2 separate regions of the Homo sapiens genome follow, and region 2 is linked to region 1. A link is an interaction called in ENCODE POLR2A ChIA-PET data of the cell type or tissue named here. Cell type or tissue: MCF 10A. All regions are shown on one strand. Links, peaks and the distances in the headings refer to the core of each region. The heading gives the core; the rest is flanking DNA.

Region 1 (4,401 bases), core at 294-4,293:
AGGTTCCCCCAAAGGAATCTCCTAAACACTAGTAAGAAGAATTCTAGAATTGCGAATTTGGGAAGTGAAAATGGGCCTGGGGATTGGAAATACATCCAGGCTTGTCAAGAAACAGACGCTTACTGTCTACTAATCATTACATTTTTATTTAAAGACCAAATTACTTTAGCTCAATTTTTCAAGAAAGACTATTTTAGGCTTCTTATCTAATAATTCTTTAAAGTCAATTCTCTTGACTTTTTTAGTCCTTAAGAGAATAAAAGCAATTTGCAGCTGTGTTGTTGGATTAAAAAAGAGTTTCGATTAGAGCATCATTAGAAGGAATAGATAACTTTTAGCAGGCTCAGAGCTTCTTCTGCCTCTAGGGACAAGCTGGGACAGTTTCATTTCTTCCAAAGCGTCCAACCTTGCACTTTCTGAGAATCAGATTGATTTGTATATGCTACCCCCACACCCTATCCTTAAAGTGCTGTCTTCCTAGGACAATGCACAGTTTGTCCTATCCCACTCACTAGCAGCTTACCCTTGCCTGTGAACAGCCAGAAGAAGATGACAGGGACATGCTTGGGTCCTGGGCAGTGGCCCTACTGTATAGAGATTCTTCTAATTGAGAAATCACTTTGTTGTATTTAGCCCCACATCTCCAATGTCTGTGTTATCTCTAGGAAAACAGTTCCACCAGGAATTCTTCGTCTCGCTTTTAGACTTAAAGTTTCCCTGAATATGGGTCACAGGAACCAGCTGAATCTCCTCATGGCTAGTTATTTTTATTAAATAACAAAAACAGCCTCTTAAAGGAGGAGAAATGCTAGCACTCACCATTCTGGACATCTTGAGAGCCCAGTAAAATGATGAGTTGGACTGAAGTGTTCAATAAACATGAGATTGTGGAAATAATCTCATTTCTTAAGACAAACCAGTAGTTGAGAATAATGATTGCATTATGAAGGGCACGTTATAGGGTCAGGCTCTGCCACGCTCTAGCTAGGTGGCCTTGGGAAAGCTCTTTTTTTTTTAACAAAGTAAAATGGGGAAATGATGGCCATTTTTTTGGATTGTTATGAGGGCTAGCTCAGAAACCGCGTGTGAAACATAACACAATACTTTGTTCAGAGAAGATACTCAATTCTAATGGTAAATAGAATTGCTGTTACTAGCTTTTTATTCAACTACACATAAATTGAATTGCATGAATTGTTCTTTTAGTAGTCACTACGTTGTTTATATAAACACTACGTTGTTTATATATTTCACTTTATAATGAAATAAATGACAAGGCATGTATTTTTTTTTTCTTTTTAGGTTTATTGAAGTCAAAATGTCCAAAAAAATCAGTGGCGGTTCTGTGGTAGAGATGCAAGGAGATGAAATGACACGAATCATTTGGGAATTGATTAAAGAGAAACTCATTTTTCCCTACGTGGAATTGGATCTACATAGGTAAATGAGTTACCCCTCCGTGTAGCAAACTCAGAAAGGATAATCTGGCTGGGCATGGTGGTGCACACGTGAAGTCCCAGCTACTTAGGAGGCAGAGGCAGGAGGATCCCTCAAGACCAGGAATTCAAGTCCAGCCTGGGCAACAGAGTGAGACCCCATCACTTTAAAAAAAAAAGGAAAAAAAAGGGAAGGAGAAACAGGAAAAAAAAAAAGAATATAATCTGAATTATTTTGAGGTGAAGTTAGCTTTTTTTATATAGATATAGCTGTGTTTTGTGAATAAAGTTTGTTTTAAGCCTAAATATATTCAGATGAATCTTCTAATTTTAACATACTGCTAGAAAAACTGGATTTATCATCTAAAAGTCAAGAATTATAAGGGAAAGAATGATTTTCAGATTCTTCTAACCTTCTGTTTCCTGTGAAGGTTTTATTTGTAATAAAACAGTGGCTAAGAATAGTACAATGTATTGAGAAAAGGGAAATAAGAGAGGATGTAAGAAACAGTAAACTAAATGCAGTTAACACAATTTTGTCATTTCAAACTCAATTTTCTATCACTTTACTTAGTCAATGGACCTGTTTCCTTTTCATGCCTCACCTTTTGCCCTTTTCATACAATTGTAGTGCAGAAAGAATTCATGATGTTTCTTAGTTGAACCCCTCCTTTCCAGCAAAATTCCCTTAAATCCTGTGTCCCTTTGCCCTGTGTGTAAAGTGCCTGGGGACAGATGCAAAAGTCTATGTAATTCTCTCATTTTTTTCGCTGTGTTTTTCATAAACTTGCTTCTGTTCTTTGTACCTTTAGGTAGAGATAGAATTTTTAAAAGGGTAAAGTGGCTGAAGACTGGCATAGAAAAATATTGAGCAACACGTTTCAGCCAAACTATTGGCAACTCTAAGTGTGTTTGCCTCAGCCCAGAATTAGTCATCAAAATTTGTCCTAAGGACCTGTTTGAGTGGAGACATTTAATTCACATAATGTCATTAAACATACTTTTTAATTGTTCTAAACCTAAGCTGCTGATGTCTATATTGAAATCATGATAAGATATAAATACTTGCAGAAGTCAACCAAACATAAGAAATTAGGCATAAAAACATCTTCCAACTAGGTTAAAAAAAAAAAGCATCTTAGGAACTCCTGTTTCAGGACTTTACATGACAGTAGGTGAACTGGCAGGGTTCTTTTCCTTATAATGGCTGCAACTAAAGATGCTTTGAGCCTCTTTAGTGTGGAATCATGAGGAGTTTTAAAGGGGAGTCACTATGACTAGGAGGAAAAAATTTGGTGGCTGCAGACTAGATAATTTTTGGAGGCTCAAACAAGTTTTAAATTTTTCCAAAATTCCTATTATTATCACTGACTGGTTCTTTTTCAGGAGAATGGAGCAGGTAGTTTGTTTTATGTAGGCTGGACAGTGGTCTGGGCAATTTGTTCCTTCCTTTCTTATCTTCTTAGAAATGTTAAGAAGACAAGCAAAAAATCTAATAATTTGCTGATAGATTCTCCTTATGAGAAATGGTTCCTAGGAACTTGAAAACTACTGATCATACTTCCTGTTGGAGTTGGGATTGGATCAACATTTCCTATGCAAGAAGATAACAAAGGACATGACTTTGTTAGATTTATATGAATTATCTAAAGTCGAAGCAGTTGGAAGTTATTTTTATTTGGAAATATGTCAAGATTACTATCTCTTTGTTTGCATCATGAGTTGGGTAGGAGATCTAAGAAAGGAAGATAAGGGAACCAAAAAGAAATCTAGAGGCAGGTTTTAAGAGCTGAAAAACCTTTTAAATCCTTGGAGAACAGAATAAACAAAACATTATTTTGTTTTCTTGCTTTTTAACAAACTATTGCATGCTTCAAATAAAGCTTTGCAGTCATTTTCTATGCTCCCTGGACAACTAACATTCTTTCAGCTCTGAATGACCTGCAATCTTTGTGTTGGTGTATATTAAGCTATTACTCTCTGGTATGTAGAAAACCATTGATGGATTCCTTTACTTACCCAATAAATTGTAGGCTTGTTTCCAGAGCAAACACTTGCTCAAGAATTACAGAAGGAATTAGCTGGGCATGGTGGTGCATGCCTGTAGTCCCCGCTACTGGGGAGGCTGAGGCGGGGGAATCACTTGAACCCAGGAAGGCAGAGGTTGAGTGAGCCAAGATCGTGCCACTGCACTCCAGCCTGGGCAACAAAACGAGACTCATCTAAAAAAAAAAAAAAAAGGGAAAGGCTCATTTTATGACTAACTGGCATTAATGAAGTAGTCATTCGCATTTTTGGCATCAACTGTCACATCTTTACCTCCCACCACTTCAACGTCAAAATACAAAAAATCCTTTAACCCCTCCCACCCCCTTTTATTTTTAAAGAGCAATATTTACTAAGGGAAAAAGGTGGTCCTTAGACTTACACTTATTATACTAATTATATGGAGAGAAACCAGGCCATTATTGCCTCTATCTGGTGAAAAACAGGAGGCAAAGGGCAGAGTTTGATGGTTTCCATTCATTTTCCTGATAGACAGCTTCCCATTACAAGAGGAGGGGCAGCCCAGCAGTCTAGCCTCTCTTAGTTCTCTTTGTAGTTGGCACCCATCTTCTGTGTTTAGGGTGTGCCAGTGCTAAAACTTGGCAGATTTTGGTGTACTCAGAGCCTTCGCTTTCTGCATAATGAGCTCTATATGCCATCACTGCAGTTGTAGGTTATAACTATCCATTTGTCTGAAAAACTTTGCTTCTAATTTTTCTCTTTCAAGCTATGATTTAGGCATAGAGAATCGTGATGCCACCAACGACCAAGTCACCAAGGATGCTGCAGAAGCTATAAAGAAGCATAATGTTGGCGTCAAATGTGCCACTATCACTCCTGATGAGAAGAGGGTTGAGGAGTTCAAGTTGAAACAAATGTGGAAATCACCAAATGGCACCATACGAAATATTCTGGGTGG
Region 2 (4,401 bases), core at 262-4,261, 75 kb after region 1:
CCAACCAATCTCTACCTATCCATCTGATCACTCATTTATTCATTAAAGAGCCTTTGTTCAGCACCTTCTCTGTTCAGTGACACATAGTCCCCATTCTCACAATCAGTGACAATAACCAGCTCTAAACAGAAAGAGATAATATTATCACAGAGGCTGACTTTTTTTTAAAGGCTTGTATTTGTTTTGTGTTTTAGTTTTTGTTTGTTTGTTTGTTTTTTTCTTGAGATGGAATTTCCCTATTGTTGCCCAGGCTGGAGTGCAGTGGTGCAATCTCGGCTCACTGCAACCTACGCCTCCCGGGTTCAAGTGATTCTCCTGCCTCAGCCTCCTGAGTAGCTGGAATTACAGGCATGCGTTACCACGCCTGGCTAATTTTGTATTTTTAGTAGAGATGGGGTTTCGCCATGTTGGTCAGGCTGTTCTCGAACTCCTGATCTCAGGTGATCCACCCACCTCAGCCTCCCAAAGTGCTGGGATTACAGGCGTGAGCCACCACGTCTGGCCGCTTGTATTTTGTTTATTGCTATGTGATGTGAATGATGGCTCGATTATATATATTATAATATATAATATAATGTATATTACATATACACATATATATGCACACACTATATATAATATATATGTATGTATATATATAAAATCGAGCCATTGATTACTATACTACTATATATGTATACATTATCTATATACGTATATGTATACATATGTATATAGTATATATGTGTACTATATCTGTATATATGTATCTGTATATATGTATATATGTATACATATACATTTCTGTATATATGTATACATATGTATACAGATATGTATACAGATATGTATACATATGTATACAGATATGTATACACAGATATGTATATATATACACCTATGTATACATATGTATATATAGTATATATATAGATATATTATCTGAGAGGCAGGTTGTGTAATGTTAAGCACTAGGATTCCAAAGCCTGGCCTCCTGGGTTTGAATCCCAGCTCCACACTTACAAGCAGAATAATTCTGGGCAAATGTTCTAACCTCTGTAATTCTCAATTTCATTTGTAAAAACAGGGACGCAAAGATGGGGTTGTCGTGGGAATGAAGTAAGTTAGAATCAGTGAAGCCCTTAGTGTTTGGCCCATGGTAACCTCCAAATAATAGCTTTAATTAAAGTTCTGCTACTCAGGGAATGGAGTTCTGGGGCTGTCCTGTGCATTGTGGGATGTTTCACAGCATCCTTGGCCTCTGCCCATTAGATGCAAGGAGCTTCTCGCCAGTTGTGACAAAAATGTCGGCCAGGTGCCGTGGCTCACGCCAGTAATCCCAGCACTTTGGGAGGCCGAGGCGGGCGGATCACTTGAGGTCAGGAGTTCGAGGCCAGCCTGGCCAACATGGTGAAACCCCATCTCTACTAAAAATACAAAAATTAGCCGGGTGTGGTGGTGGGCTCCTGTAATCCCAGCTACTCAGGAGGCTGAGGCAGGGGAATTGCTGGAACCCAGGAGGCAGAGGTGGCAGTGAGTGGAGATAGTGCCACTGAACTCCAGCTTGGGCAACAGAGGGAGACTCCGTCTCAAAAAAAAAAATGTCTCTAGACTTTGCCAAATGTCCCCAGGGAGGCAAAATCACATGAGATTGAGAACCACTGCTCTAAATATTCAAAAATTAAATAGCTAATCAAGCATCCACGTGTATTATTAACACAATGTAAACTTTGCCTCTTTTGGACAACCAGTGATCACAGAGGGCGTAATTTGAATTACCAATACAAGAGTCTAAGAGCCTGAGGATCTGCCCCGTGAGCCTCACAAGCTCCCCGCCTCCAGAACGCCAGTTCAGGCCTTACTCTTGGAGCTACACATCAGCTGCACACAGGGACTTTTGCCACATTTTGAATTAGGCATTAGCAGGACCTCTCGATAGCAATGTAGCATTTCAAAGACTGAACGGTAAACCTATTTTAAAAGAGTCTTTTGGAATTTAACATAATTTCAAAAAATGGTTTTAACTAGAGTTTTTTAAAAAAAAAAACGATATTGCAAGAGATTCTTCTTTAATTGCTACATATATCTGAATGATTCCTTCCGATAAAATGTCTCCTAAGCAACAGCTAAAATCCTTCCCAAGCAAAAGCTTAAAACTCTGTTGAATACTAATCAGATTATGAAGAATTTCCTGCAACTGGAATTGGCCGCATGACACAATATGGGTACTGTGCTAGGCTGGATGGCTTTCTCCGGGATTATGTGCTGCCACCTGATGGTAGAAAGGAGTCATAGGCGCGGGATTGCTCACCTACTCTGTTAGCCTCGGGTTCTCCCTCCTGAGAGGGAACTGCTTTTTGCTGATTGGGAGCTTTTTTCTGCTGAGGATTCTGGACTCATAGAAAAAATTCAACTAAAGACCTTACGCAAGTGAGAGTTATTGACAACTAGCCCCGGATAAATATAAAATGTCTTACTCATTTTTTTTTTAAGACAGAGTCTCACTCTGTCACGCAGGCTTGAGTGCAGTGGTGTGATCTTGGCTCACTGCAACCTCCGCCCCCCCCCCCCCCGGGGTTCAAGTGATTCTCTCGCCTCAGCCTCCCGAGTAGCTGGAATTACAGGTGCGCGCCACTGCGCACGGCTACTTTTTTTGAATTTTTAATAGAGACGAGGTTTTGCCACGTTGGCAGGGCTGGTTTTGAACTCCTGACCTCAACTGATCCACCCACCCCCCTCGGCCTCCAAAAGAGCTGGGATTACAGGCTGAGCCACCGCGCCCGACCATGTCTTATTCGATTTTAACCTGAAGAAAAGAGAACATAAATCTTCCTTCAACAAATCGAACAAAAATAAAAATATTCTTCAGCTCCATTTGATGGAGAAAGAGGGAGACAGAGAGAGTGGAAATGAGCACATCAGAAAGAGGAAAGAGACAAAGGCAGGTGGTCAGACAGCACTAGAACCTCTGCTTTCCTTCTTTCTTCATGCAGCCGGACCCCGGCGTCTGACTGGCTATCATTCGAGTCCATCCTAACTGACATCCAAGTCCAGGGCATGTCACAGGCAAACAGACTGATGTCCAGTCCCAGCTTTGTCACTTGCTAGCTGTGTGTCTTCGGATAAGTTATTTCTCTCTGATTCCCAATTTCCCCATATGTAAATAGGCATGTCTAAACAGGCATGATTACACTTACCCAAACACACCTGATCACTCTGAGGACTCAGTGAGACTGCACGTATCGAGCACACGATGGTGGCACCAGGGGACCTTCCATATTAGTGCTGTTATTTCCAAGTTCGCCCCCACTCGGGATGACCACCCTCCTTCCTCCTGATAGCAACCTGGTCCCTTCGTGATAGGCCTGGCTTCCACCCTCTCACACTTACTCCAGTAATTTGCCAAGCATCTTCTCTTTTTGGAGGATGCTGACTCAGACCGAATTGTGCAGAAATTTTAAAATGTTTTCATGATAAGGGGAGGGACCTATGTTTTAAACAAAAGTTCAATATTGACAGATCTTAATCATGAGGAATTGGCCAGGCGCAGTATCTGTAGTCCCAGCCCTTTAAGAGGCTGAGGCAGGAGAATCACTTGAGCCCAGGAGTTCGAGACCAACCTAGGCAACGTGGCAAAAACCTGTCTATACCAAAAAATACAAAAATTCGCCAGGCATGGTGTTGTGTGTCTACAGTCCCTGCTTCTTGGGAGGTCGAGATGGGAGGATCATTTGAGCCTGGGAGGTGGAGGCTGCTGGGAGCCAAGATCTCGCCACTGCACTCCAGCCTGGGTGACAGGGTGAGGCCCTGTCTCAAAAATTAATAATAATAATAGTAAATGAGGGATTAAAAACACACTTTCAATATTAATTGTGTCCAAATGAACACTTACCAATATATATTTAAAAGACAAAGACCAAGCAAACAAACAAATCCAAGTGTGTAAAATGGAACAGTATTAACAGCTTTAAAGCTCTCTGCATACCCTCTCCTGTCTCATACCCTTCCTTTCGCCCTAGGTTACCACTAGTTTGAATTATGTGTTGATTACTATCTTTTACTTCTTTATAGTTTTACCACATATGCATTTCTAATCTATATATTGTTTAATTTTGCACATTTTTTGAGTTTTGGTGTTTTGTTTTTGTTTTTGTTTTTTTGAGATGGAGTCTCGCTCTCTCGCCCAGGCTGGAGTGCAGTGGCACGATCTCGGCTCACGGCAAGCTCCGCCTCCCGGGTTCACACCATTCTCCTGCCTCAGCCTCCCAAGTAGCTGGTACAACAGGTGCCCACCACCACGCCTGGCTAATTTTTTTGTATTTTTAGTAGACACGGGTTTTCACAGTGTTATCCAGGATAGTTTCGATCTCCTGACCTTGTGATCTGCCCGCCTTGGCCTCCCAAAGTGCTGAGATTACACGC

Evidence for each region. Peaks named below come from ENCODE experiments on the same cell type or tissue, not always from the same donor. Only the 100,000 strongest peaks of a DNase experiment are listed, where the experiment ranks them.
Region 2: POLR2A ChIA-PET joins it to region 1 with 6 read pairs; 12 of 35 experiments call an interaction of 5 or more read pairs at or near these places.

Annotation. Positions count from the first base shown.
Region 1 is chr2:208,248,469-208,252,869 of GRCh38, reverse strand. IDH1 (isocitrate dehydrogenase (NADP(+)) 1) reads left to right here. Exons shown (of 10, transcript NM_005896.4): 3 at 1,303-1,440; 4 at 4,210-4,401. The coding sequence starts at 1,319. Among named protein-coding and RNA genes, the nearest start is that of IDH1, 4.4 kb to the left of the region's middle. In MCF 10A, for the core only: no CTCF peak of the experiment used is centred there; a DNase peak (open chromatin) is centred at 2,339.
Region 2 is chr2:208,173,363-208,177,763 of GRCh38, reverse strand. All of the region lies in intron 6 of C2orf80 (chromosome 2 open reading frame 80), which reads left to right. Among named protein-coding and RNA genes, the nearest start is that of CRYGA, 12 kb to the right of the region's middle. In MCF 10A, for the core only: a CTCF peak has its summit at 2,243 (motif pointing left); a DNase peak (open chromatin) is centred at 2,253.